Linked DNA regions of Homo sapiens: all the other regions are linked to region 7. Evidence: chromatin loops called from intact Hi-C (ENCODE). Cell type or tissue: HCT116. All regions are shown on one strand. Region 1 overlaps EXOC6B (exocyst complex component 6B). Region 2 overlaps CYP26B1 (cytochrome P450 family 26 subfamily B member 1). Region 3 holds the start of SPR (sepiapterin reductase). Region 4 has its middle 280 kb from the start of CYP26B1. Region 5 has its middle 220 kb from the start of CYP26B1. Region 6 has its middle 150 kb from the start of CYP26B1. Region 7 overlaps DYSF (dysferlin).

Region 1 (4,000 bases), 1.0 Mb before region 7:
AGTGGGTTGCCAAAGAAAGATGTAGTCCAGAGCCAGTCCTGATAAGTGTGAAAAAACCCTGGTTTGAAACTACAGCTTTTTTACAGTTAATTTTGTTTGGTGAGACTTGAAGTGGCATCTTTGGATTCTTCCTATCTTGATTTTGACATTTATTTTCATGGTTATCCTTTGGGCTTCAGACACTAAACAAGGGATCACAATTCCACTTTACTGTATTGTTGATGGGATGTTATTGTAGCTTTGGTTTCTCTTAGCCTGCGGAGTTGATATGTGACTGGTTTATTCAATTGTATGATCTCATGGAACAGAAGTAAGAGTTAGGAGGAATGAAAAGAGAAGGTGGGAGAGTCAGTACAATGGTATAATGCTAGGGCAGTCTGGTTGCTTAATCCATGGGACTCTCTGAGAGGACTTTTGGAACTGACTATGGAAGGAACAAAGCAAAGAAACATTTCTGTCAGCTCCTTTTCAAGGGTTGTTTTACTTCCAGATTGTGCTGCAGGAGTGCTGAGTACTTCTTGTGGGGTTCCACATTCTGGTATTAGAAAAGTCCTAGGGCAGGCAGCAAGAAGTGTACTGTAAGTATCCAAGTATCCAAGTAACCTGATGTCAGGTTATATTATGTGATGCTTCCAGGCCTGTTCAGAACTGGTTGCTGATGGTAGCTGGAATAAGAGGTGAAACAGAGGATTTAAGTGGAGCACCAATGGTGTCCATTACAGAAACATAACACTTGAAATGTATGTAAATGCAAAATTTGTTATACAGTGATATTAGATGTCATTAATTATTATGTATAGAAATATTGCTGGGTTTCAGATGTTTCCATAGTAGATAGTGAAACAAGATTCCTGGCCGGGTGTGGTGGCTCACACCTGTAATCCCAGGACTTTGGGAGGCCGAGTTGGGTGGATCATTTGAGGTCAGGAGTTCGAGACCAGCCTGGCCAACATGGTGAAACCATGTCTCTACTAAAAATACAAAAACAGAGCCGAGCATGGTGGCACGTGCCTGTAATCCTAGCTACTTGGGAGGCTGAGGCATGAGAATCGCTTGAACCCAGGAGGCAGAGGTTGCAGTGAGCCGATATCGCGCCACTGCACTCTAGCCTGGATGACAGTGAGACCCTGTCTCCAAAAAAAAAAAAAAAAAAAAAAAAATTCTTATTTCTTTTTCAGAGGCAAGATAGGTAAAGCTTGCTTTTTTTTGTTTTTCGTTGTTGTTGTTGTTTGTTTGTTTTAATTCAAGAGACTTCACATGTATTTTCTCATTTAAGCCTTGTGGCAGCTTTGAGGTAGGTTTGATTAATTTTTTTTTATATATATAGATAAGGATATTGCAGAGAGAAGTAACCTGCCCAATTAATAAGTTGCAGAGTAAGACCTATCTTTCTCCAAGAAGCTTTGTTTCTCCCCTGTTATTGAAGCCTATATAATTATATTTGGCCTCTAAGGCCTAAATCTTCTTTTCAACTAGTTTCTTATTCTAAAGGTCATTTGTTTGTATGCCTCTAATCCACTAGAGGTCAGTATTGGATTGAGAAAGTCAGGAGCCTTTAGCTTTTGATTCTTATTATTTTTAACTCTCTGAGTCTTATTGCTAGGTAGCCCTGGAAGCTGCATTCCACAATAAATGTTTATTTAATGGCCTGTGTAAGATGCCTCATAGACACACTTTGACAGTTTTAGAAGTGTTAATAGTGAATTAGTTTGACAGTCCAGGTTAGGTCATGCTTGTGGGCTCTCCTCTAACTTCTAATGGGTAGAAAAGCACTCAAGTCAAGTCTTTTATAAGTTTTTATTGGGCCAAATCTCATTTTCACATGAATTCCCTTTTGTTACCTGTTGCCTTTATATAATAAATATCTAAATTTACTATGTGTATGCCACTTTCTGGACTTGGGGCAGTCTAAGAATGGTAAAGTGTTTTTCTTATCCTGAAAGAGTTGTATACACTGAGGTGCTTTACTGTCATTTTCACCTGGATACCCAACAGGTTTAGGGAACTCATCTTTTTTTATCCTGCATTCAACTTACTATTTTCATGGTTCCTATTGCTTGGAATGGCCCCACTGTTTAGTCATCACGGCCAGAATACTTGTAGTTATTCTTATTTCCTTCTTCTCTTCCATGTACCACATTTAAGTCAGTTAATTCTGTTACTTTTGCTTCTTGTAATCTGTTGCTACCTTTATTCAAGTTCTCATAATGTTATTTGGACTGTTTTAGTGATGTATATTAGATTTTCTATTTCCAGTCTTTGTCTTCTCTCAGTTGACCACTCCTTGACTCCTAGAGGGTTTGTCTGAATTGTAAAGCTGATCCATTATTCCCCTGCTTACATTCTTTCATTGTTTCTCTAACATTGAAACTGCTTTATATAGCATCTTTATCTCCTGTTATTCCTTTATAACCTATACTCTAATTATACAAAGTTACTTGCCGTTTCCTGAGTGGATAATATTTTTTTCATACATAGTCCTTCTCCTGCTGCTTCATTCTTCTGGAATGGTTACTTTTTTCATTTATCTCTGAAAAATCATATTTATTTTTTATCATATTTATCCTTTATTTGTTGATTTGCTTCCTGTAATAGTATGATGTGAGATTCAGGGGTCAGGGTCTCCATCTTATTTCTTTGTATCACCAGTGTGCAACACAATGCTTGGTACCATGTAGACTTTTAACACGTGTTTGACTGAAGGTAGGAGTACAGAGAGGAAGCATCATGAGTTAGAGCAGTGAGAAATTGCTTCCTAAAGGAAGAAGAATTGTACTTGGGTTTTGTAGGAAGGGTTAGATTGAGGCAAGGAAAGGTAATCAGGTAAAGAAATGGCGTAACTAAGGATATAGAAGTGGAAATTTACCCAGCGTATTAGGAGGTAGAGCCTCATCCAATTGGAAGATTCATCTTGGAGGGTATTGGGTAAGTACATTGGAAAATTAGGTTTAGCTTCTATTATGGTGGAATCTAAGTGTTAGATTATGAAGTTTAGACTTGTTTAAATCCCTCTCCCCACCTGCCCAATTTCCCTTATATCTAATTGACATGATGAACAAATGTGGTTTAAGAAGAGCCTGGCTGTATTAGGTAGGGGGATTGTAATTGGAAGGTGATGAGTTCCATTTTAGGTGTGATGGAAATGAGGTGATGGTGGAACACACATTAGTAATAGGAAACAAGACCTGTGCTACTGGGTTTTGGGAGAGTAGAAAGAGTGATTTGAGAGATAAGTGTTTGAGGAATAAACCTTGCTCAATTTCTCTATATTAGGAAATCAGAGAAGAATATATATGAAGTACTCTTGAGAAAGAGGTGGTTAAGTGTGTAAAAATTACTTACAAATAGAATGAACAACTAAGAAAATGAAAACACCTAGATGCTTTCTAAGATCTAGCTGCTGTTTGTATTCCTTGTACCCCTCTCCCTCTATTCCATCCCAGTCAGCAGAAGTCAGTCAGCTGCTTCTTTGACACATTATTATAATGATGGTCTCTGAAGGGATAGAATCAGTGATCTTGATGAAACAGCATAGCATGTTAGAAAAGATCTCTGAAGGGCTTTTTCTTTTTTTGATTTTCATGGACTTCAATGTCACATTTTCATTTTAATATATATTATATGTATTTATATATTTATATCAGTATTTAGTCTTCACCACCTCCTGCCAGTACCATAACATACATTTTGAATAGATGATAACTTTCATTTGTTCATTGCTTTTGAAACACTGACAATATTTTATTGATTGTGAAGGAAATATAATTAACTTGGGATTCAATAAAATACGACTTATGAAATCGTTTGGTTTTGCTGTACTGCAAGAGGATAGAGTTAAGGGAGCAAATGATCACTCTCTAGTTGAAAGCTTGCTTTTTAAAAATATGAAAGTTTTAAAGGAAGTTCTACCTTCCTTTGTGCCCCGGAGTCCTTGATCCCTTTTTGTATATTTTGCATTGGAAGTAAGTGGGGAAGAACATCTTACTTTTGAGAACAATAG
Region 2 (4,000 bases), 600 kb before region 7:
ATGTGATACACACCGGTTTTCTTCTTGGGGTGGGGGAGCGGAGCGCCTCTGCAGTAACTGCGGGAGGTGTATTTGTGTGTACGCGCGTTTGTTCTGTTAGGGGAAGCAGGGATGTCCTGAAACTGACAATCCCCGCACTAGAGAGGTGAAGCGAAAGGTGAGCGCTGCGACCTGTGGGTTTACAGGTGCGAAAGCTTGGCTTGAAATTAACAGACGCGTGCAATCCGCGCGCTCGCGCACACACGCACTCACCCTGCCCCGGGACGAGTGACAGCGGAGCGGGGGCGGGGAGGGGGTTCGAAGTTCCTCTGCCCTGTGGTCTTTCCACGTCCCGGATTAGGCCCATCTCTTTTTGGGGTTGTTCGTGCAATGAGGTGGGGGTCCTTTCAACCAATGGATGTATCACCCCCCCACCCCCCGCAAAGAAATCCCCAGAGCCTTTCCCTCGCCACCACACTTAAAGTGTCAACTGCAGCGGTGCTCTAGGCTTTGGGCCGCGAATTTAGGAAATAAAATAACTTGGGCAACGGCTCCCGCCTTTTAGAGCCAGTCTGCTGAATCCACGGTCTGTCACCACCCACCCCCACTTCGTTTCCTGACCTCTCTGCCCCCCCTCAGGTCCCCATGACCTTTTCTCCGAATCCCACAAGAGCCCCTGGGGGTCAGCGTCCAACCTGCACAGAAGTTAGGGAGGAGGAAACCTAAGCCTCCCCATCCCTCCAACCCGGGGCCCTAGATCTGGAGGTGAGGAGGGAAATAGGGGGTACGTGTACAGGAGCGCCTAAGGGGTTAATGAGAGCCCTCTGAATCCCAGCGTTATTTTTTCGGAGTCATTTATCAGATTTTACGGGGGGACCTCCAAGGGCTCTCCGTTTCCACCGAGCGCCATCTAAACAGAGCCCAGGGCTAAAAATACAACATTTTTGTATAAATTGGACTCGCGGCCCGAGCGGCCGCCCCTATGAAAGTACTCTTTGTGAAGACCGTGGAAACGGCGGACAAATAACTCTTTATTAATGCCACAAAAAACGCACTTTAATTATAGTTAGGCAGATCAGAGGCGGGGGGTGGGGGCGAGGCGGCGGCGACCTCGGAAAATTCACAACCCAACTTTTGTGTTGAAAGAAAAGAAAAACAGAGGAAAAGAAGGAGAGGAAAGACGGAGAGTGAGACGGAGCGAGGGAGACGGGTATAGCAGACGGAGGGAGGGAAACCCTCGCCTCACCACCCCTTCTGTCGCACCCCACCTCCGCCTAGATTTTTCTTAAAGGGGTAGACGCCGTCTAGAAGGGCTGCACGGCAGGGGGAATTATCCCCGCCTTCCAGCCTGGGAGGGGGACAGCGTTCCCGCGGCCCAGCCCCCCTCCTGGCTGCGCGGGCGCTCCCAGCTCGTTCCCCGTCGCGCGCCGGGCCGGAGGCGCATGTGGAAAAGTGATTAGGGCTCCGGGTTCTGCAGAGTCACTTTTCGGCTGTACTGGCGTGTGTGCACATTTAGCTGGAAGTAGTTTTCTGTGGAAAAAAGGAAAGTGAGGAGGGGGACCAACCCGGGCTAGGGGGACTGAGTTGTCCCCTCGGGGGTGCAGGAGCGGGTAGATCTGGAGCCCGAGTCGGTACGCTCGTGGGCTGGCAGGCGGGGCGGCTAGACAGGTGGCGCCCCTCCCCTTTGCGCCGGGTGCTGCCCCGGCAGGAGAAGGGTTAACGTGGGGTGGGGTAACTAGTGCCGACGTCAAAGGTGAGCGGGACGCCCTTGCCCCCGCCCCTCTGAGGTCTCCACGGTTTCCGGTACCCGCGCCCGGCCGGCTCCGCCAGCCGTTTCGAGAGTCCGGCCGGCCCCGGCCCCGCCATCCTCGGCTTGCGCCGCCACCACCGGGGATCTGGTTACCTGCGCGGGTCGCCCTGCCCGGTCCCGCCCCGCCCCGCGCTCGGGTTCCAAACTCCAGGGCGGCAACCAAAGTCCGTCTCCGTTATTTCCAGGGCAAAATGCATTAGGAAAATCGCGGCTCTGGGCCCGTGACCCCGCCCTGCAGAGTCCTCCGAGGGCCGCCGGGTCCCTGCGCGGGCCACACCGGAGAGCGGAGGAAACTCCAACCCCCATCTGTAGTTGCTGCCTCCGGGCACCGACCGCTTACCGCTATAAATAATCTTTGGCCTGCGGCCACCCCGCGGGGTCTCGCCAGCCCGTGGCCCGGAGCCTGGAAATATTTATTCCGAGAGGCTCCCGAGCGCGGGGTGGGGGTGTGGGGGTGGGGGTGGGGGCGGAGACTCCCGCTTCGGGTCCAGCTGTCCGGGATACCTCTTTCCTCTCGAAAGTCATTACCAAAAAACAGCCTCCTGGGGGTGCCCCTGGGCCTCCGCCTCCTTGCATTATTTATTATCCTCTAGGCCCTACTTCGCAGTTCTTGTGCACGCTATGAAAAATAAAACCTGCGTGCTCGTCTGTGTGAGTGTGTTTGGTGGGGAGAGGGGGCAGGTGACTGTACCCCGGGTTGGGGTCCGCCGCCCCTCCCTCGCGGGCCCTCTGCAGAAGTGCACCCTGAGAGAGACCCGGGTGTGGCTCCCGCAGGGTTCTGGCTTCCAGTCGTCGCGGAGGGAGAAGTATGGCAACGTGTTCAAGACGCATTTGTTGGGGCGGCCGCTGATACGCGTGACCGGCGCGGAGAACGTGCGCAAGATCCTCATGGGCGAGCACCACCTCGTGAGCACCGAGTGGCCTCGCAGCACCCGCATGTTGCTGGGCCCCAACACGGTGTCCAATTCCATTGGCGACATCCACCGCAACAAGCGCAAGGTAAGAACTCTGCCCGTTTTCTTCCGCGCAATCCCTCCCCCACCTCGGGGCAAGGAGTTCCTGGAGCCCGGGGAATGTCCCCTACCGAATCTGTGCCCCCCTTTGCACACCATGCTTGAAGACTCCGCAGTTCCCCGCCGACAAGGCCTCGAGTCCGGATCCAGGGCCTGCTCCGGCCTCCTCTTGGTCCCTTTTCTTGCTGGCCGACTGCGTCATGGGCACCCCCAACGGTGGCTTGGAAGAGCTTGAGCGTGCGGGGTCTGGGGTGTCCAAAGCCTGTCCTTGCCTTGCTCCACAGAGCTGGAAAAAGAAGGGGGCGGGACAGTTGGCCGGCGTTCGCCTTTTCGCCACGTTTCCCAGGGAATTCCGAGGACTGGAGACCGATCATTCTAAAATCAAAGCTGTCCTTCCCACCACAGGCTGCTTGAAGGGAGTCGCGGGCAGGCGGCTGCGCGTGGAGGTTGGGGACAGCTTGTGGGCTGCGGTGGCGGGGCCTGGTCAGAGAGGTGCGGCGAGCCTGGGCAGCGGAGCGCACGGGTCTGGGCCGTGGGGGAAGGGCGGGCGGGGGGAGAGCAGGCGAGGCACGAGCGGGGATCAAAGCGCACCCACCCCCCCCCGAAAGAGGAAGGGAAAGTGGGTGTTTATCCCTTGGATTTCCCGAGCGACTGGAGGAGGCGCGGAGGAGGCGCGCACGGGACAGGCCCCCGCCCCTCCCGGCTGCGCTAGGCTCCCAGCGCTGGCGGCACGTGCTGTTTGAACTGCAGTAACCCGAAAGCGGAGCCAGCGGGCGGGCCCTAAGCCGCCGGGAGGGAGGCTGCGCGACCTCTCCCACTCCATTTTTTTCCACTGGGTCAGAGGACTCACCCAGGTTTGAAACCTAAGGAAAGGGAGAGGCAGCCCCCCGTCCCTGAGCGGTGGCAGACCGGGGAGGTGGGGAGGCGGACTCCCTCCGTCAGGGGCCGCATGTGCTGTGGTCTTGGCGAAGGTGGGGAGCGCTCTACTAGCCGACGCATCCTGTAGCACTTGACGTTCTCTGAACAGCCTGTGAAGGGTAATTCTTAACGGCAGACAAAAGAAGGAGCGGTCAAACCGAGGAGACTGGGTTGCATCCCTGCCCCCACCCCCGTTCCCTTATACAGCATGTATTTCAGGAACTGGAAAGGGGCTCCCAAAGTCCTCTCTTCCATCTGCCCCACTCCTAGCTGGAAGCAG
Region 3 (4,000 bases), 1.3 Mb before region 7:
TGCTGAGAGAGGACTTGCTGCCTTTCCAAACAGCCCATTCCATCTCTGAGCACCTGTTAGAACATTCTTCCTGAGACCGAAATGAAAACCAGACTGGCCTCTGCCTTGGTTCAGGCCCTGGGGACCTCCTGAAAATCTCAGCTCCCTCATAATGCCCAGGGCAGCCTCCTGAGACCAAACGCAGCCATGTGGACTTCTGGAGTCTGCTCTGCTCCTGGTTGTAGCTTACATTTGGTCACTGTTGTTTGTGCGAATCCTTGGGCTGAATTCAGAGTGGATGATGAGTTGAATGTTGGTTGTGAGAATAATTGTGCATGTGTGTTGGGGGGCAGGGGTGGTAGGGGCTGGGGTACTGGAGAACATGAGGAAGAACTTGAAAGCAAGGTGGGATCCAGCCCTGCCACATCTGTGCTTTGTGCAGGCCATTCTACCTGTCTGCCCTGGGAGCCTGACCCTATTCCCCAGGGACACAGGCTACTGGATTTCTGCCCAAGTTGCTCAGGCTTTCCATGGCTGCTCTGTCACCACCTTCTGATTGCAGCAACCTCAAGCCTAAAAGAGACTCCTCACTATTAAGACAGGGGCGCTGTGGCATCAGAAACTAGACCCAGTATCACAAGACTCCCTGTCCTTTGGCGTTCATGAGAGCAAGGGATCTATTCTATTTATCCCAGAATCCTCAATAGTGTTCCAGCACAGTTCAGCCAGGGATGGTCAGCACTCAACAAAGTCTGTCTGCTCTCCATACAGCTAGCATGTCCTGCAGCTTGCCTTAGTGTAGTGCTTTGCTAGGTGTTAGGAACACACATCTGCATAGTGCAAAGGCTTTCCTGTCAAGGGAGGGAAGGAGGCAAGCAAACATATGCAGACAATACAGTGTGGTCAGTCCTATTTAACAATGAGGCAACACTTCACAGGTCAGGGTCATTTTCACATACAGTATCTCATTCAGTCTTCCCAAGTGCCCTGTGAGGCAGGGAGCGTCTTCCCCATTTCACATGAGGAAGGCCTGGAACTCAAACCCCAGTCTTCTCCCAAACTCCATCTAATACCTCAGACCTTCCTGCCCCACCCTCCAGTCCAGGAAACTCCTCACTCTCTACCAGTATCCCCGGCCCCTGCCACCTCTATTTCCCCTGGGTCTGTATTTCCCCTAAGGGGTGATGGGTCAAGATTCAAGGACAAAATCCTGTGGGTTGTTTCCTGGAGGGGGCGGACTAGGCCGCTTGCCCAGCCCCCAGAGGCGCACCAGTGGGTTCTGGAGGACAGGGACGGCAGGACTTCCCACCTACCTGGGGCATAGTTCAGCACCCTCACATTAGGTTCCTCCAGCGCCAGGACCTGGAACAGCATATCACGAGCAGCCTTTCCTGCACAGTACAGCGCCCAGCCTTTGAAAGGTTGCAGGGCACAGAGGGACGAGATGTTAACCACGGTTCTGTTGAGGCCAGGACTGTCCGGGAAGGCCTTCAGGACGCTGGAAGTCAGGCAGAGCATGGAGGTCAAGTTCAGTGCCCAGTAGTTGTTCACTTGAGTGGAGTCACTCAGGTCCACGAAGCCTTTGGACACATCCCCAAGAGAGCCTGAAAAACCAACCCTTAGGAGTAACTCAGTGCAGGCGGGGCTTTCTTCTTCCCCAGCCCTCCCAAGTTCCTCCAGATATCCTCTTCCCATGCAGACCTAGAGGAGGAAGCTGCCTAGCGCTTCTGAAGAGGCTTCTCTCTTCCCCAGCTCTGCGGAAAGACACAGCTGGGGAACCTAGCCATCCCAAGCTGCAGAATGAGAAGGCACCTGCCTTGCCGTGGGGCTGAAGGAAAGCTCTAGCGGTCCTTTGGAGAAGCAGAGAGTTTACTTGTTTGGAGACTCCAAGCCCTGACTCAGGCCTCCGCCAGAGGGCGCAGAGCAAGGGGCTCGGGAAAGTTCTACAGGCGCTTTGGAAAACCCGGCTGGCCAATTTTCCAGGAAGTGGGGGCAGACTGTTGTCCCGACGGCACCGAGTCTTCCTGTACACCTCGCCTCCACTTGCTACTCAAGCTGGAACAACTAGGGCTTTAGATTTCTAGGCGTCCTATCTGACCCCTAGGAGTAGCCCTTAAATTCCCCAGCGGTGGAGGAAGTGGGCGCTCACATGGGGAGTCCGCTCCAGCCCCGGGGTCTTACCCGCGTTGTTGATAAGCAGCAGTCGCTGCAGCCCCTTGGGCCGGGGGAGCTCGCGCAGGGCGCCGAGCAGCTGCTGCAAGCCGGCCTCGGCGCCCAGGTCGGCGGGCACCCGCACCACGCGCAGGCCAGACCGCTCGGCGCCCAGCTCGGCCTCCAGCTGGCGCAGTGCCTCGTCGTTGCGGGCGCTAAGGACAAGCACGGAGCCGGGCGACAGCAGCGAGGCCAGGAGCGGGGCCAGCGTCCGGCCGAAGCCGCGGGAGGCCCCGGTCAGCAAGCACACAGCACGCCCCAGCCCGCCCTCCATGCTCCTGTTCTCCGCCGGCGGCGCTGGCACCCGAGACCAGGCAGGAGGCGGTGCGGCCGCGGGGGGCGGGACCGCTACGGGTGTCGGCGGGGCCGCCCTGCCGGGGCGGGGCGGGAACCTCAGGCTTCGGGCCGCGAGCGCCCAGGGGTGCTGGTTCCCTTGGGATCTGGTTCCCTTGGTTGCTGGTGGCGGAAGTCAAACCGTGGCGGTAGCCCAGTCCGTGCCAAGTGGGACAACAGAGAGGGCCGGCAGGCGCGGCCCACACGGAAAGCCCTAGCCCGGTTCCCAGCGCTGCCGTGTTCTTCGCCCGCAAGCTCAGCCTCCGGCTGGGACGCATGCTCGAATTTCCTCCCAGTTCCAGCCCTAACTTTGCACTACTGACCTCTTCCAGGGCAGGCCCTGCACTGGGTGCTGGGCGTCCCTGGTCGTGGCCAGTGAACACCCTGAATGAAGCTTATGCCTGTTTAGGAATTGAAGTCTCTGCTTGTTTGGGAGCTCACCGCTCTCTGGATGACAGGAGCTTCCTCTGGGAGAACCACAGTGGCTCCAAATGATATTAAAACCTTTCCCTTTTACTAGGCCCTGAGCAGCTCCGTGATCCCACCAGTAACCCCTGCTTCTCTGAGATTTCTGACTCCTGTCCCTAAAAGTGTGTTCCCCAGGATTCTGCTCCTGCTCATGCTACAGTCTCCCTGGCAGCAATTCCATCCACTTTCAGCTTCAAGTTTGCGCAATCATCTGTCTGTACCTCCAGGCAGGTGCTTCAGAAAAATCCACATTTTTTTTTTTCTAGGAGAGGAGGAACGTGAGACAAGTTGGCATGCAGCTACATATATTAAAAAGGAATCTCTTCATGGTTTCCTTCTTAGTGGCCGAGTGGTATTCCATTGTGTATATACATATGTCCAAATATTGTGTGTCAGTTTTTAAAAAACGAATCTCTTTAGAGTTTAGCAAGGGCAGTAAGTAACCTCTGATAACTTAGCCCAATTCCCCACAGGGCTGATCCCTCCCCTGGGGCTAAACAGCAAAGTTACCGCCTTTCCACTATTATTGCCAACTCTAAGGAAGAAACAACTTGGAGGAAGGCTTTTTTCTTTTCTTTTTTCTTTTTTTTGACAGAGTCTCGCTCTGTGGCCCAAACTGAAGTGCAGAGGTGTGATCACAGTTTACTGCAGCCTTGAATTCTTGGGCTCAAGCAATCCTTCCACCTCAGGCTCCTGAGTAGCTAGGATTACAGGTGCGCACCACCACGCCTGGCTAATTGTTTTTTAAGCTTTTGGTATTTTAACGCTGATAAGACTCTGTATATGTGTATACCATTTGAAGTTGCCCTGCTTTTCACTTACCTATTCACACTGAAGATAAAGATCTCATTGGCCCAACAGCTTACTATTTAAAGAATTTTAATAGCTTCTCCCTGCTCTCCAGGCCTTAGAAGACAGGTTGATGAAAGCACGATCCCATCCATCCATTCATTTGACATTTGTTAAATTTCTACCATTTGCCAGATTTTTGAAGAAAAGGAGGGAACAA
Region 4 (4,000 bases), 330 kb before region 7:
GTCCTGGGATCACACTTTGAGATGCTTATAACTTCCACAGCTTCAGATTTGGTCACTGGTGCTCCTGTTTCAGGTCTAACTTGAACCACTTTTGAATACAAATACAGCTTTGGTTTCCCCTTTCCACTATGGTTTAGCTTCTCCCCCAGCTATTCTGGATAAATGTCCCTCTTCTTCCCTCAACTCTCTGCTCTCCTTGGCACAGGACCCTTTTCTTTTAGGGCAGGTCTCCAGCAGGTGGCGATTGGTTTACAGTACCCACCACTTCCACCACCAGTGCCAACCTCATCCATAATTGTGGCCACCCCCACTGTTGCAACCACCATCAATACCACCTCCCTAGTTCTCCCCACCACATCCAGCACTGCCTCTTCCACCGTCACTGACACTACCAAACACAAGGCCTCCAGCTTCTCACCACATCCATACCATCACTGGCACCACCACCAGGTATCACTGCCCTCTTCATTACCAGCTTCATAAGCATTATGATGCCCACCATCATTTTCTTTTTAAAACCTGCATGGGCGTGGACTGGCATCCTATCCTGACCATCAACTTGAGCGTGACTCAGATTCTTGGTTGACACCTCCACTTTACTTTGACTGCTCTTGTCCAGGAATTGGCAAGAGTTGCCCAATCTGCTGAAGCTGTGGCCCTCAGGGGACCCACACTACTTAGGGCATCCCCTCAGGGGCCCCACACTGCTGGGGGTATCTTCTTAGGAACCCCACACTGCAGGGGAAGGCATCCCCTCAAGGACCCCACACTGATGGAGAAGACCCTTCCTTGATTAACCACAATGATGGAGACTCTGAGGGAGGAACCCTGTCAGGGAGCCCCTAGACTGATAGGAGAAGTATCCCTTCTGAGAGTCTCCAGACTGATGGGGAGGTGCGGTGTTTCCTCGGGCTTTTTCCAGATTGCTGAGGGGACCGTTTCCTCAGGAAGCCCCTTCCTCATATTGAGGAGAAAGAAAGCCTTTCAGAGAACCACTTGCTGACTAAGGGGACTGTCTTCAGGGAGCCTTTGACTAATGGGCGAAGGCCACGCTCATGGAGGTGGGAGACGGCCGGCAAGTGTGGGAATACCTGCAGAAGGGCCTGGAGAGAAGGGCAGTGTTTCCAGTGGCTATCATTTGAGAAAGCAGAGCTGAAAAGCATGCTGCAGACCATAATAAAAACCGTCAGGGAACATGGTGGATGGCCCTTGGGCCTCCTGCAGCCATCAGATTCGGTGGCCATGATGGTGAGGCCTGGAGAAGGTGGCTCTGGGCTGAGTGGGCCCCTTCTGCTCCATGTCCCCAGGCCCCAGCTTCCCCAGGGGCAGCCCAGCCCATCTCTAGCCTGGGCATGGCCAGCGAGCTTTTGCCAGACCCACATTGTTTCCACGGCCGCTCCCTATTTCCAGGTTGTGTCCGCCCTGCCTGACACCAGCCCCTGCCCTGGCAGCCCAAGTGCAAACACCGGGCCGAGGGGCACTCAGGGCCAGGAATGTGTGGAAAGGTGCCCTTGGCCAAACCCAGTGGAGAATCCTCTTCCCCCACAGGGCCAGGGAGGGTGGCCTGGGAGCTCAGGTGTCTTCCTTCTCCTTCTCACTCAGGAGGGAGGTCACATAGCATCTGCTGATGAGCTGGACTCTGATCAGGAGGCAGCATCTCTTGGGGACTTGCACTGATATTACCTTCAATTGTGTCCAGCCATTCTTTTCAGTCCCTCAAGGTCTTCCTCTGCCACTGCCAGGTTTCTCTTTCAAGGTCTTACTAGAAGCTTAGCCCCTCCATGGAATCATCCCTGGTTTTTTTCCTTAGAGAACATCATGGTTCATTTCTTATGCAATCCCATAGTTACTTTGCTTCCCAAATACAGTATAATTCCAACCCTGACCTCAGACAGAGCCTTGACCTTGGCCTCATATGGATCCTGATACTGACCATCAATTGACTCTAACCCTAACCAAAGATAGACCCTAACCCTGGACCCAAACCCATCCCCCACCCCTATCTGCTGGCTTTCAGAGACAGGAGGAAACCAGGTAAGAATGGGTGGTGGCTGGCCTCAGCCCCTCTGCAGTGGTTCTAGTTTTCACACACAATAACTGCTTCCATGAAGTGTGTGTGTGTGTGTTTCCTTTATTCTATTTAGAATCCCTTTCATCACAAGTCCATCCCATCTTCTCCAGGGAACAGAGGAAATAGGAAATGGGTCTCTGGTTACAAGGGGCTGAATTCTGTGCTGAGCCTGGAATTCAGAGGAGCCCGCGGCCGCCTAGTGGGCCGGGACGTCACTGCACCATTGCCTCTCCCTCTCCCGCGCTCGGGATGGGCTGGGAATGTGAATGTAACGTGAGAAGGAGGCAGCCACTAGGACATATGGGACCTTTAGAGCTTGTTTGTCACCTCAGACAGTATCCAGAAGGAATGACACCCTCCCCAGTACATCTCCCCCCACCCCCCACCAGCCCAGCCCAATCCTGGGCCTCCCCACCCTGTTACTCCACAGCATCTGACCACTCCTGTCCTCTTTCCTGCTCATTCTCCTTCTCTCTCTTATTTTCTTATTTTTAGTCTTTCTTTTTTCACACCTTTCTTTCTTTCTTTCTTTCTTTCTTTCTTTCTTTCTTTCTTTCTTTCTTTCTTTCTTTCCTTCCTTCTCTTCCTTCCTTTCTTTCTTTCCCCTTCCTTCCTTCCTTCCTTCCTTCCTTCCTTCCTTCCTTCCTTCCTTCCTTTTCTTTCTTTCGAGACGGAGTCTCACTCTGTCGCCCAGGCTGGAGTGCAGTGGCGACATCTCAGCCCACTGCAACCTCTGCCTCCCGGGTTCAAGCGATTCTCCTGTCTCAGCCTCCCAAGTAGCTGGGATTGCAGGCGCCTACCACCACACCCAGCTAATTTTTGTATTTTTTTAGTAGAGATGGGGTTTCACTGTGTTGGCCAGGCTGGTCTCGAACTCCTGACCTCAAGAGATCCGCCCGCCTCGGCCTCCCAAAATGTTGGGATTACAAGTGTGAGCCACCCCGCCTGACTGCCACCGTTTCTTTCTTATCCAATTGCTCTGTGTTCTCCTTTTGGCCCCTTCCACTTTGTTTTCCCAGCAAAGTCTTATGCATCCCATACTTGGTTACCAAGTTTACTCTTGCCTGACAGTACAGGGCTCCTCGAGCGGATGCAAGCATCCATCTTGCCTCTTTAACCAGAAACATGACCAGCCCCTTTCTCTTGTCTCTTCCACAGCAGGGCCTGGCTCACAGCAAAATCCAAAAATAGCAGTGAGGAAGACCTTAGAGATTCAATGCTTTCATATAAAAAAGGAGGAAAATTGATATCCCCCAAAAGGAAGGCTATTTCCCTGGACAGTCCAGCCTATTAATGATAGAGCTGGAAGCCTGACCAGTCCCCCACCCCAGCCAGGCTGTGCCTTCTCCTCTCTAAGGAAATGTCTTTTGTTCATCCATACCTATTGATTTCAACTGAATTTGATCGAGTTCCTCTGGACTGGCCAATGATCTAGAAATATAGTATCAGATAATCCACAGACACATAAAAACACATCCAGAACTATGGGGTCAGTTTCCCGATATACGAAAAGGAGGATGAGACCAAGTCAGCTGAGTCAGAAGCAAACAGGATGCTGAGACTTGGTCCAGACTCACCGAGATCTGACCCTCCTGGACAGTTAACTAGATGAATGGACAGGTGGACAGAGTGACTGGGTTCTGAGTAAGAAAACGATGTGAGGACAGGAGTCTCTCCCTCCTTTCCTCCTACTCGCCGCACCCCAAGATTCTCATTGAAATGACCAAAGTATTAGAAATGTGTAAGTAGGAAATGTGCAGCATCACTGACAATATGGGAGAGGACCACTCACATGCAGAAGATCAAGGGCACTCTGCAAGATCACACACTGAGGGACAGTGGTAAAGCCGGTCTGTCGTGGTCCCTCCGAGGAGCAGCACCCTTCAAGAGAAGTGAGTTGAGGAGAGCCTGCAGACCCTACCACCGTGC
Region 5 (4,000 bases), 380 kb before region 7:
CTCCAGCCCTCTCCACAGTTGTTGCCTCCAGCTGTCCTGTTCTTTCACAAGGAGCCTGGGTGGGTTTCTGCAGCATGAGCCTCTGCACTCTGTAAGGCTTGGGAGCTGGCTTCCTGGAGTGAGGGTCAGGGTCAGGGTTCGAGTCCTGGCCACGTCGTATATGTGTCAGAATGAGCAATGCCTTTTTAGGTCACATATACTTTGGACTTCAACACTGCTTTATGTAGGCCGTAAAATTAATAGGTGGGAACTAGATTTATGGGCCCCGCTGGGCTGTTCTTTGCTTGTTAGGTTAAACACACTGATTTCCTGGTACAAAAGTGCTTGTTAAAATAATCTCCCCCAGCATGTTCAGAGGGGACATATCTGTCTTTTGAGGGGGTTGGGAGAAGATCGCGGCGCCCCATCCCCACCACCCCTGCTGGCCCACCTGTCATGGCCTCCCCCAGCCCCAGCTGGGTGTATGATGGAATGAATGATCATGTTTCTGGGTGTGAGTGGGGGGCCTAGGGAAGGAACGCACCTCTGTGCAGATAGCACCAGAGCCAGATGCACCCTCGTGTCAACCCCCATCCACCCTGAAGAGCCACTGGCCTTAGTTCCTGCCATATCTCGAGAAGGAGGGCTAGAATCAGAGGGAGGTGTGTGTGCGGGAGGCACAGTGTGGCTGGAGGGGAGCCAGAGGATGTCCTAGCTGTCGCTTCTGAAGACTTGGAAGTCAGAAATGGAGGCGGAGAGGAGGCACAGGCCCTGCTGCCTGAATGCCTCAGCTTCTTCCAGCTCTGCACGCCCTCAGGTGACCCTGTGCTTGCAGATACACGGGGCTCCTCCTCATCTCCCACAGTGCCTGAGGCAGGCATCCTCCCTGAATGACTCACCCCTCCCGGGGGGCAGAGACTGTCTTGCCACCTCCTGCCCTGGTGGGGTACCCTTTCTTCCCCTGGGGGTATGTCTGGTGGAGTCACAAGAGGGCTGGATTTTGCAGAGCTTGTCAGGAACTTCTGACAAGAACCAGGTTGCTCACAGACGTTCTGGGCAGAGCAGGGGCCGGAGCATGTTGGGTCCAGTTGAGGGGAAGACAGTGCTCTGAGCAACTGCAGAGACACCCCTACAGTGCAGGAAGAAAAGCCCAGGCTGGACCAACTCAAGAAGCGTGGTTGGCACTTAGTGGGCCCATGAGATGCTGGTTGAATGACCGTGTGCTGATGGAGTGCTTGGTGCCATCTGCTTGCTTGTTTAAATCCAGCTCGTTTTGAAACCCTCTGAAGGTGATGTTTCCCAGTCCTTGAGCCCATGGCAGTGCCTGGTTCCATGGAATTCCAGGGTGCTCACTGAGCTCCTTTCCTCCCTGCTCGTGTTTTTTCAGGCATCATGGCCTGTTAATCTCCATGGCTTGTCAGTGTTTCCCTCCTAGGCTGCACTCCTCACCCTCCTCTGTCAGCCAAACTGCTCAGTCTTGGAAACTCACTTCAAGACTGCTCCTCTAGGCTCCCATTGCCTTTTGTATTTGATATTTGCTGTCATTTTGGTAAAACACATGATCTACTCCATGCCTAATTCTCTACATGTGTTCTCACATTTCATCCTCATGAGGTCAATATTATACCCAATTATAGATGGATGAAAAAACTGAGGCCCTCTGACATCAATGAACATACCCAAGGCCACCCAGCCAGCAAGTGGAGGAGCCAGGCTTTGAGTCCGGGTCTGAGGACTCTGGTCATTGCTCAGCCCCACCACCTGCTGCCCTGCATGTACCTATTGTCAATCATTATGAGGCTTAGAATCATTGATTTGTAAAACCCAAATCAGCTGGCTGGGCCCCAGGAGCAAGGATATTGTCTAGATCTCTTTTGAGTCCCTAGCCCAGTGCAATGCTAAATGCATGGTAGAAATGCAGTATCTGCCTATCAGTTGAGTTATGATGTTACAACTACAGAGACTTAGGCCTGGGTTTAGACTGCCTGGTAAGAATCTTGGTTCCAGTATTTCCTGCCTCTGAGGCCTTGAGCAACGTACTAAACCCTTCTCTTACTAAACCCTTACTAAACCCTTCTCATGTGGAAAATGAGGCTAATAATAGTACCTATCTCAAAGAGTTGTCGTGCAGCTTCAATGAAATGCTCTGTATAATATGTTTACGACAATGCCTGGAATACACGCTAAGAGCTCAGCATCTCTACTTTCTATCACTATCCTAACCGACTTGACGCTCTTCTTGTTCTGAAATACTGCCACCTGCTGGTAGGTTCCAGGTGCAACCACCACATGCCATTAGTGCCCAGAGCAGCTGCGCCTCAACTGGCTCCCACCTGATCCCTCCATTTGGACCATCCTCCTCCCCTCCACCATAAGCCTTGCTGCTCCTCTCCTTCCAGACCCTGCACACAGCACCTCCTTCTGGGAGCTTCCTTGAGTATCAACCCTGCACAACAGTGAGCACAGAGCCATGTCTAGCTTTCTTTCCCCCTCTGTGCTCCCATCCCCTGACTATTTATTTGGTTGCATGACTTTTAGAGCCAGGATGATGTAGATTTGGACTCTGGTGCCAACACTTAGTAGCTGTGTGATATGGGAAAAATTACTGAACCTCTCTGAGCTCCACGGTTGAAGGACCCCCAGTAAACAGTTCTGTTATTATTCATCCATCTACCCTCTTGTTTCAGTCAGCCTCTGGTGTCCCCCTCAGCTTCCCACAGAGCACTGCTTGCCTTCTGGTTCCCAACTGCATACACCCTCTTAGCAAGTTCTGAAGATTTGTCCCTCCAGTAACCACGGGGCAAAGGGAACAACGCAAGGAAGGGGTTGCCCCGAAGTCAAAGCCCATTGTAATGGTCACATGGAAGGACCTAGGTCCTCACTCTTTTAGTTCCATTCTTGGTTCCCATGTGTTTCATCTTAGGCCTTGCTTGGAGGGGACCCAAACTTCCTGTCTCTCCTGACCACACCCCATGCTCTCCCAACACAGCAAGTTGGAGGAGCTTGGCTTACTCCAACTCCTTCTGGAGGGGGATCTCATGGGGACTGATCTGTAAGCATGGGGGCTGGACCACAAAGTTCTCCAAGGTCTTTTCTAGCTCTGGCATGCTTTGTATCTGAGTCAACCATATTTTGGCTTAATGACTTCCAAATGTCTGCCTGGGAGAACTTGCCTTTGCACCAGTAGCTGACACCACCCCACACAGACCCATGAAAATTTGCCAAGCCCCAAAGATGGGAACTAGGTGTCCTGCTCTTGAGGGAAGACTGACTTCTCTTTCAAATCCAATCCAAGAAGGTCCGAGGCTGAGAAATAACTTAGGTTCTGACTCTGGGTGGGAGACAGTCCTGGGCAACAAGGCAACTGCTCATCTCTCCCATCACTTATCTCTAAGATGAGCACAGCATCCTACTGTGATGGAGGCCTCTGCAGGCCCCTGAAATGCACCACCCATGCCTGTGATCTCACCATGAGCCTCCCTCTTTTGGGTTCAGCATTTGCTTTACAAGTTCATTTTAAACATAGCTTTGGCCCAGGAAGGGTGGCATGTTTTGTGCCTGTCCCTCAGGGATGTGTGAGTTTTCCAGACCCTCGCAGGCAGCCTGGGAGTTCTCAAAGAGGCAGAAGGCGGTGAGGGAGGGCTCCAAGGGGGCCGAGGCTGGGGAGCAGACACTCAGACAGCCTTCACTGTGGTGCAGAGCCTGCCCACAGGCCTGGTGGATTAGAAGGGGTATTTGGTGAGTCCACAACCAGCCCGCGGCGGCAGGGAGCTTTGCTCAGACTTTGTAGACCATCCAATGGCCTCTTTCAAAACAGGATTTTGATGAGTTAAGTGTAAATGAATCAGAAACACATGGGTTGGATTTCCCTCCAAATGCAATGGGGTTTGAATACAGCCCAGGGAGAGAAAAGGGGGTCTGGGAAGGAAAGACGTGGCTTAATCAAACAGGTCTTTTCTTATTTCTATTAACTGTTGCCACCACTGCCTCATGACTCCATGTCCTTTATCATCTGGCCACC
Region 6 (4,000 bases), 450 kb before region 7:
AGTTAGTAAGTGAAGAGACACAAGTTCTTGGATGGGTAGATTTAATTCTATAACAATATCAATTATTCCCAAATTGCTCCATTAATTTAATTGAATTCCAAGGAAAAACAATTCTATTTTTTTGTAAAAGAAGAAAATTAGGAGGGAATTTATTCTACGAGCAATCAAAAAGCACCATAAAGCCACAGTATTAAAAATTGTACGATACAAGTACAGAAAAAGGTAAGTTGTTGAATGAAAGAGAATTGGAAGTGTAATAGATACACATATGTACAAATGGGAAGTAAATATGTAAATAAGTGGCAATCATAATAGAAGAGGGTATTTTTTTAAATAAATAGGATCAGAATATTTGGATATTCATTTAAAAAATGTACATAATAAATTGACACTGCATTTTAAAAATTCAGACTAAGTAATTAAATATGAAACATGAAACATCTTACCATAAAAGTATTGGAGAATATTTGCATAATATTTCCATCTTTTTAAGCATAACTTAAAGCCTAAAATATATAACATAAAACATTGTCAGATTTTATTAAAATCTTCTCTCTAGCAAAATATCTAAATAGATCTAAGAAGACATATTCAAAACTAGAAATAATATTTGAATATAAATACACCTGAACAAGTCATTAATATCCACAATATATAAATAACTTTTACAAAATATTGATAACTCATACAAAAATGGACAAGGATTATGAAGAGGAGCAATTCATAGAAATCAATGCTTAACTTCTCTAATAATCAAAGAAGTAAAAAATCAAATACAGATTTTTCAGTCTGACAGAAATGATTAAGTGCAATTGTCCAGTATTGGTGTGGGTAAATTAATGCAAATCATTAAGGCAGATTAAGTTCAAAATGTCTATCCCTTTTACTCAACAATTCCATTCCTGGGAACTTAACCTATAAAAATATTTACACAAGTGCCCCAAAGTAATATATAAGAATGTTTATTGCAGTATGGTTTGTAATAATGAAAAATTGGAAACACTCTAAAGGTTCATGAGTTGGGGGCTGATTAAATTAATTATGGTAAAATCAAGTGCCAAATCGTGCAAACGTGTACAGGGAGGATGAGGAAATGAGAAGAAAAACTTGGCAGCAACATCAAACTCTTACTTTTGTAGCCCAGAGACCATAATCCACTTGGATAGCAGGAAATAACTTAGAATCTTCTAGGTTTAACTCTTTCATTTGATAGACGAGGGATCTGATCCCTGACCAATGGTAGTCCATCTTCTACTTGAAGCCACTGGATGGAAACCCTGGTTGTGAAACTTCCTTTGTTATGTAGAGCAAATCTGTCTCTGAAACCTACTTGTCACAAGAGAGCAGCTAAGGAGACAGGGAATGATGGATGAGAGCCAGAGGAGGCAGAGTTCAATGTAACGTAAAACACTTTAGCATCACCTAAAGATCACACTGAAGGTGTGCTGGCAGGGTAGCTGCTGTGGAAGTACTGTAGGAGGGATGTTTGAAAAATGGGTTTGATTCGTTGACCACCAAGGTCACTTCCAGCCATATCTCATGAGTCTATGATTTCACTCATTGGACCCAGTTTTGCCCTTTGGAGAAACACAGATTCAGTCTGGTCCTTATCCCCTTAAAACCCTTCAGATACTTGGAGATAACGCTCCAGTTGACTTTTAGTGTTTCTTCACCAGCTCTACATCTCCAGTTCCTTCCTTTCTCCACACACACTTCTCATATATTATGACTCCTTGATACTTCTTCCTCCAGTCCAACTTTCTTTGGTCACTTAAAAAAAAAATTCTTCAACTATGAAACCAAGAATTTACCAAGAATTCCAGCTGTGGTGTGACCAATGTAGGATATGGTGAGATTTTGACCTTCCTTACTTGGGACACATGGTTCCTGTTTGTAAAGTCCTAAGCTACTTCTTTGACAGCCATTTTATATAGCTGGATCATGTTAGACTCACAGAAGGGATGCATGCTGTAAATTATCGTGAGGTTATGTGTGGCACAACTCTAGGGGGCTCTATTTACAACCTATTGTAGATTTACATATTTCCTTCAGTAGTTTTTCCAGCAGATGGCAGTAAAGTTTCTGAGGAAGGGGGGTGCCTTAGTTCTAAATCACACAAAGATCTTTTCTGGGCTGGCAGTGACCCTGGCTCATAATCAATTAAAAAATATTTTTGATATGAATGTAGTATCTTTATGGCGGACTCTCCAACATCCATCCCTCCTTTCTTCCTTCCTAAAAAATCCCAATTTTGCTCAGCTATCCACCCTTCCCCCATGTGACTTCAGGGAAGGCTCCAGACAGTAGATCTGGATTACTGTAAAAAATCAGGGCTTCTGAGTCTTGAACTACTGACATTTTGGGCCATGTAATTATTTGTTGTGGGAGCTATCCTGCACATTGTAGGATGTTCAGCAGCATCCATGACATCTCTGTCCACTAAAGGCCATAGCATACTCCCACCTTACCAGTTGTGACAACCAAAAAATGTTCCTAGGTATAGTCAAATGTTTCCTGGGGGCAAAACTGCCCTGGTTGACAACTGCTAGCCTAGAGTATCTCAGAGAAGTAAAGCTTTCACACCCACAGCTGCTTTGCCTGTCTCCTTGTTATAGGAGATGATAAATTGCCTTATCCATCTTGAATCAGGTATTTTTGTTACTTGCAGCCAAAGGCATCCCCAACTAATGCAAGGAATTACTGCTAACTCATGTCTACCCTTCCTGTGCTTATACAATTTCTTTTTTTACACCTGAAGGGAAAATCTCCACACTATCTCCATTCACTTTGTTGTTGTTAGCTTTAATCCAAGTTCCAGTCTGGCAAAATACTTTAGAATCCTAATTTTGTCATCCAAATTATTAGCTATCCCTTGCAGTTTGGCATCATTTGTAAATGATGATAAGCATGTCATAAATACTTTTGTGTGAGTTGTTGATTAAAAAATATTTTATCAATATTCTTTAGGTATAGTTGTTCAGCCAGTTACAAATCCGCCTAATTAACCAGTAGCCAACTCACATTTCTCCATCTTATCTACTAAGATTTCAAAAGAAACTTCTTCAAATATCTCACTGCAGTCAGGAAGAGCCATGCCTATAGTACTTCCTGATCCTTGATTCAAATAAGCAAGTATAAACAGACTAGGTCATTTGGCATGAGCTATTTCTTGAGAACCCATGTTTATGCATGGTGATTTAGTGTGCAGAAACTGTCTACTCAGTGGTCCATCCTGGTATCTTATTGGTAAGAGATGTCACACTTATCAGTTTGCAATTTCCACATGCTATCCACCTCGCCTATGTGAAAAATATTCAACATTTGTCAATCTTCTGTTTTGTGGCCCGTCTCTAGTTCTCTATGACCTCAAAAACATTATCAACAATGGTTCAGTAATCACATTTGCAATGATATTTGGTGCTCTGAGAATTCATCCAAGACCTGAATTCATTTAAAGCTACCTCTTGTGTAAAATAATTTAAATAAAGGGGCCCATACACTTACTCAACCAAATACCACAGATGCAAAGGAGTCTCTGCTAAACACAGGGCTTATGAGCCTGGATTAGGAAACACCACAAAGAGTTATCAAACTCCATCTCAGCATCCAGCACAAATAACCAGGATGATCAGTAAACTAAGGGGGAAAGAGAACCTTGAGAGAGCCCTATGCACACAATAAGTGACTCTAATGAGAAAGAAAAATAGACAGAACCGAGCTAAGCTGGTAACCTTCACTAGTTTGGCATACAGTTCGACCTCTTCCCTCTGACCAATTCCTTCTCTCTACTTAGTCCTGTAGCCTCCAATCAAAGACTTTATTGATATGGAACCCCGGGAAGGAGCCTGCAGTGATGTCAGGGCCCACTGAGCTGAGTGAGCAACTGTAGCAGATGTCAGGCTGGGGAGATGAGCTGGGACCAACAGAAATTACAATGTCAGCCTATAATCCCTGAGCTTTGGGAGACCGAGGCAGGAGGATCACTTGAGCTCAGGAGTTT
Region 7 (4,000 bases):
CTGCCTCGCAACCACACCTTTTCATTAATTCACCCATTCTTTCTTTCTTTTTATTTATTTATTTATTGAGACAGTGTCTTGCTCTTGTTGCCCACACTGGAGCACAGTGGCCCAATCTCGGCTCACTGCAACCTCCGCCTCCCAGGTTCCAGCAATTCTGCCTCAGCCTCCCAAGTAGCTATGATTCCAGGTGCCCACCACCACCTATTTCTTGTATTTTTAGTGGAGATGGGGTTTCACCATGTTAGCCAGGCTGGTCTCGAACTCCTGAACTCAGGTGATCCACCCACCTCAGCCTCCCAAAGTGCTGGGATTACAGGTGTGAGCCACAGCACCCAACCTAATTCACCCATTCTTTCATTCATTTGTTCATTCAGCAAGCCTAACCAGGTGCAGGAGGAGGCACTGGGAATGTGTAATAAGACACAGCCCTGTTGGTGTCTTAGGTCAATGACTCCTGACTTGGGGGCGGATCGCAGTCTCTGGGTGTGAAGGTCCATCCCGGGCTCTCGCCCCTGTGTCTGCAGACAGTTCAAGAGCACAGTGACCAGTGAAGCCACCCAAGACAAAGCCTCTATTTAGTCCACATCACCGTTCTGCCAAAACACAAGTGTTTTATTGTGTTTTCCCTCAGCCCAGGAAGCTGGGGCTGTGGAAGCCCAAAACACAGATGAATGCTCCCAGTTCTGTGGCCCGAGCAACGAAGCCCAGCTGCCTCACCTGGGGGAAGCTGAAGGAGATAGACAGCAGGACCTCCCAGCCCAGTGAGCCACAAGTCCCAGCCCTGCACACAGTCCCCGGAACATGCATGAAGAAGCTGAGGCCATCACCTGCGGTCTGCCCCGCCAGCTCCCTCTGCCTCTCGGCACATCCCCAAGCCCATGGCGGCTGGCTGCCTGACTCTCGCTTGCGCCAGGCAAGAGGAGAAACTGAAAACTGCTGGGAAATCAGCATCATCTACATTCCAGAGACAAAAGGAGACTAACTTTGGATTTCTTAACTATGGAAAACACTAGGATACAAGTGCTATTTATGGAGCATGAGTTTCCTATGTATAAAGTTATCAAAGAATCTGTGTATGTTTCACAGAGCTCACGTGCCTGTTACCTCTCAAAAGACCTGCAGCTTCTAAGGAAAGCACTCTTTTTTAAAAAACAAAATTCTTACTTAATACTTCAGAGCACAGGGTCCAAGGAACACTCTAGTGCGCCCAGGCAAATTTGTGGGCAGAGGTGTTTAAAAGGTTAGTGTCAGGTCTTGCCCTCACTGGAAACAAAAACAAAAACAGAAAAACAAAAACTGCTAGTTGAACCAAATCATCTGGTGAACCCTGAGGCGGGGAAATACAGAGAAAGAACTTGTTTTTACAGTTCAGTTTCATTTGGTCTTTGAGAGCAGTGAGGAAATAGAAGTGTTGTCTATCACCCCAATGGGCTACAAGCCCACAACGTGGAGAAACAACATAAAAAAGGGCTGAAAGGAAAGTTGGAGCGACGCGTTCTGAGGGGGCTGCAGGCAAGTCGGGGAGGCTTGGCCCGAGCAAGGCAAGGGCCCGACCTCAAGGCCGGAGAGAGGCCCTGGCCCCAGAAAGGGACCCACCTCTGCAGGAACGGGTCGGCAGAGTCCGAGAGTCATCAAGGACAGCTCCAGTTGGATGCACAAGTTTAACTCTTTTACTGCCACTTAAATCAAGCTATTTAACTGCATGTTCAAAACCGGTTAGCTGGTTGCAAGAAGATTCTCATTTCTTTCCAGAACCATCTGTGATGGAAGGTGGTCCCGACTTTGAATGCCTTCCGCAGCATGCTGGGTTGCCCGTGACCTGAGCGCCATCTAGTGACCACATAAACATCTTTCTTACCTTCCCACCAACACACTCATGCGGACACAGAGAAAGGTGAGGGCTCACACAGCATAGAAATGAAGACAGGTCGGGGGATGTTAACTCTCCATCAGGGGGCTGGTGGTAGGCACGGCTGCAGCGTCATGAAACACAACTGTCGGAAAACAGTCAGAAATGCCACAGTGTGCCCCCACCACTGTCTGCCCCTGGATTGAGAGATGAGAGACAGTGCCAGTCAGAAAACTGAAGACGAGGTTCCTTCCATACCAAGAGTACTGACCTGTGAGGTGACCCTCTGTCTGCATTACCACCCCCAAATCTCTCTACCTGTGCAGGAGACAGCCCTCCTTAGAAACTATCTGAACAGCAATTAGTGAAGGGGCCACATCCCGGAACAGATTGTTCCCCCAGCGAGGAAGGGAGGGGCTGGGGCAGGAAGAGGAAGTTCGCAGTGCCTTCAGGAAGGTCGTTTCTGGGACTAGTCCAAAGTTCCAACAAGGAAATCAGAAGGCAGAGAGCAGCTAGATGTGGAAGCTCAGGGAGGGTATCTGGGAGTTTACTGTACAATTCTCTACCTTTGCGTGTACTTGAAATTTTCTATAATTAAAAGTTGCCCTTTAAATGTTTCAGAGAACTCAGCCAAACCAGTCTTTTCATTTCTTTCTTGCCACATGGCCTTGGAATATGTCATCACCTCTGCCTGGAACTCTTTCCTACTCCTCACGTGCCGGTGGCTTCCCCTCTGGCAGCCTAAGACACCTCCTCCTAGAAGCCTTCCTTGATTCTGTCAGGCAGAAGCAGCTCTCCCCTACTCTGTTATTCTCTTTCACCATGCATGTCCTTCTCTTCGAGGGCACTTAAGACAACTTATACCCATATTTTTATTTGTCTATTTGTTTGTCGCCTGCCAGGACTCTAAGTTCCCTGAGGGTGAGACCAAGAATACTTTGTTCAACCCTCTATGCCCAGCCCCTGACAGAAGGCATATGTTCAATAAGCATCTCCTAAAAGAATGAAGTGAATGAAAAACAATGTCAGGTACATGCCTCTGATAGCTGCCTACATTTACGGAAGGATCTGAGGACATCAAGCAGCTAGAAGTCTAAGTTAACAATGTCTTGCTTAAAAACGATGTTAACATTTGGGAGGCCAAGGCAGGTGGATCACCTCAGGTCAGGAGTTCGAGACCAGCCTGGCCCACATGGTGAAACCCCGTCTCTACTAAAAATAAAAAATATTAGCCAGGTATGGTGGCAGACAACTGTAATCCTGGCTCCTTGGAAGGCTGAGGCAGGAGAATCGCTTGAACCCAGGAGGCAGAGGTTGCAGTGAGCCAAGATCACACCACTGCACTACAGGCTGGGCGAAAAGAGCAAGACTCCATCTCAAAAAAAAAAAAAAAAAGAACATTTTTAAAAATGGTATCTCCTCCAGTCTCCTCTTCTAGGAGAAGAACTCCTAGAGGTCTCCTACAGATCTAGAATCTGGAGACGATCTCCAGCTTCAAGAGCACTGGGTAGAGTCGGCCAGAAACTGGGCACGTTAACCTGTCCTCCAGCTAAAGATCTGAGGAGATGGATGGACAGAGAAAGACCCACACACCCTATCTGTGAGAGATACCAACACTGAACAGATCTTGTGGGAGAGTGAATAAAGCAGGGAGAGGGCAGAGAGCCAACCAGGATATGGAAACCACATCCATAAGATTCAGGAAAGCATTCACCTGCATATTACAGAAAATGATTTGGAATCCTCAGTAGAGTACAAGAAGATGTAGTTTTTGTGGAACAAAGCAGAACTGCCGGGAGAGAACAGACGAGGAGCAAAGAAGTAAAGGAAAATATAAAAGGAGTGACAGGGAAAAAAGAAGGCTTGAGCCCTCTCCCTCTCCCTCTCCGTCTCCCTCTCCCTCTCCGTCTCCCTCTCCCTCTCCCTCTCCTTCTCCCTCCCCCTCTCCCCACGGTCTCCCTCTCCCTCTCCCTCTCCCCACGGTCTCCCTCTCCCTCTCTTTCCACGGTCTCCCTCTGATGCCGAGCCGAAGCTGGACTGTACTGCCGCCATCTCTGCTCACTGCAACCTCCGTGCCTGATTCTCCTGCCTCAGCCTGCCGAGTGCCTGCGATTGCAGGCGCGCGCCGCCACGCCTGACTGGTTTTCG

What was found. Hi-C counts contacts between places; a loop is a spot of excess contacts. Peaks named below come from ENCODE experiments on the same cell type or tissue, not always from the same donor. Only the 100,000 strongest peaks of a DNase experiment are listed, where the experiment ranks them.
Region 1: it touches region 7 in a loop (12-fold over the local background); 51 of 110 quality-filtered maps call a loop at or near these places.
Region 2: a loop joins it to region 7, with 6 times the contacts of the local background. A loop is called at or near these places in 104 of 110 quality-filtered maps.
Region 3: a loop joins it to region 7, with 11 times the contacts of the local background. A loop is called at or near these places in 8 of 110 quality-filtered maps.
Region 4: it touches region 7 in a loop (7-fold over the local background); 2 of 110 quality-filtered maps call a loop at or near these places.
Region 5: a loop joins it to region 7, with 16 times the contacts of the local background. A loop is called at or near these places in 34 of 110 quality-filtered maps.
Region 6: a loop joins it to region 7, with 6 times the contacts of the local background. A loop is called at or near these places in 25 of 110 quality-filtered maps.

What each region holds. Positions count from the first base shown.
Region 1 is chr2:72,577,296-72,581,295 of GRCh38, reverse strand. All of the region lies in intron 6 of EXOC6B (exocyst complex component 6B), which reads left to right. Among named protein-coding and RNA genes, the nearest start is that of EXOC6B, 250 kb to the left of the region's middle. In HCT116, a CTCF peak has its summit at 1,512 (motif pointing right); a DNase peak (open chromatin) is centred at 1,535.
Region 2 is chr2:72,142,777-72,146,776 of GRCh38, reverse strand. It overlaps CYP26B1 (cytochrome P450 family 26 subfamily B member 1), which reads left to right. Exons shown (of 6, transcript NM_019885.4): 2 at 2,564-2,788. Among named protein-coding and RNA genes, the nearest start is that of CYP26B1, 3.1 kb to the left of the region's middle. RefSeq lists an enhancer at 1-239. In HCT116, no CTCF peak of the experiment used is centred here; DNase peaks (open chromatin) are centred at 1,256 and 1,706; H3K4me3 peaks cover 2,637 bases; H3K27ac peaks cover 1,085 bases.
Region 3 is chr2:72,885,897-72,889,896 of GRCh38, reverse strand. SPR (sepiapterin reductase) reads right to left here and starts at 2,489. Exons shown (of 3, transcript NM_003124.5): 1 at 2,161-2,489; 2 at 1,293-1,583. The coding sequence starts at 2,464. RefSeq lists silencers at 1,435-1,609, 2,248-2,637. In HCT116, a CTCF peak has its summit at 1,875 (motif pointing right); DNase peaks (open chromatin) are centred at 1,916 and 2,546; H3K4me3 peaks cover 2,340 bases; H3K27ac peaks cover 2,038 bases.
Region 4 is chr2:71,870,039-71,874,038 of GRCh38, reverse strand. No RefSeq gene overlaps it. Among named protein-coding and RNA genes, the nearest start is that of CYP26B1, 280 kb to the left of the region's middle. In HCT116, a CTCF peak has its summit at 2,283; a DNase peak (open chromatin) is centred at 2,278.
Region 5 is chr2:71,922,373-71,926,372 of GRCh38, reverse strand. No RefSeq gene overlaps it. Among named protein-coding and RNA genes, the nearest start is that of CYP26B1, 220 kb to the left of the region's middle. In HCT116, a CTCF peak has its summit at 2,266 (motif pointing left); a DNase peak (open chromatin) is centred at 2,252.
Region 6 is chr2:71,993,307-71,997,306 of GRCh38, reverse strand. No RefSeq gene overlaps it. Among named protein-coding and RNA genes, the nearest start is that of CYP26B1, 150 kb to the left of the region's middle. In HCT116, a CTCF peak has its summit at 2,027 (motif pointing right); a DNase peak (open chromatin) is centred at 2,026.
Region 7 is chr2:71,543,707-71,547,706 of GRCh38, reverse strand. The region is part of intron 17 of DYSF (dysferlin); the gene reads right to left. Among named protein-coding and RNA genes, the nearest start is that of DYSF, 79 kb to the right of the region's middle. RefSeq lists an enhancer at 1,881-1,960. In HCT116, CTCF peaks have their summits at 1,631 and 1,830 (motif pointing left); a DNase peak (open chromatin) is centred at 1,846; H3K4me3 peaks cover 900 bases; H3K27ac peaks cover 651 bases.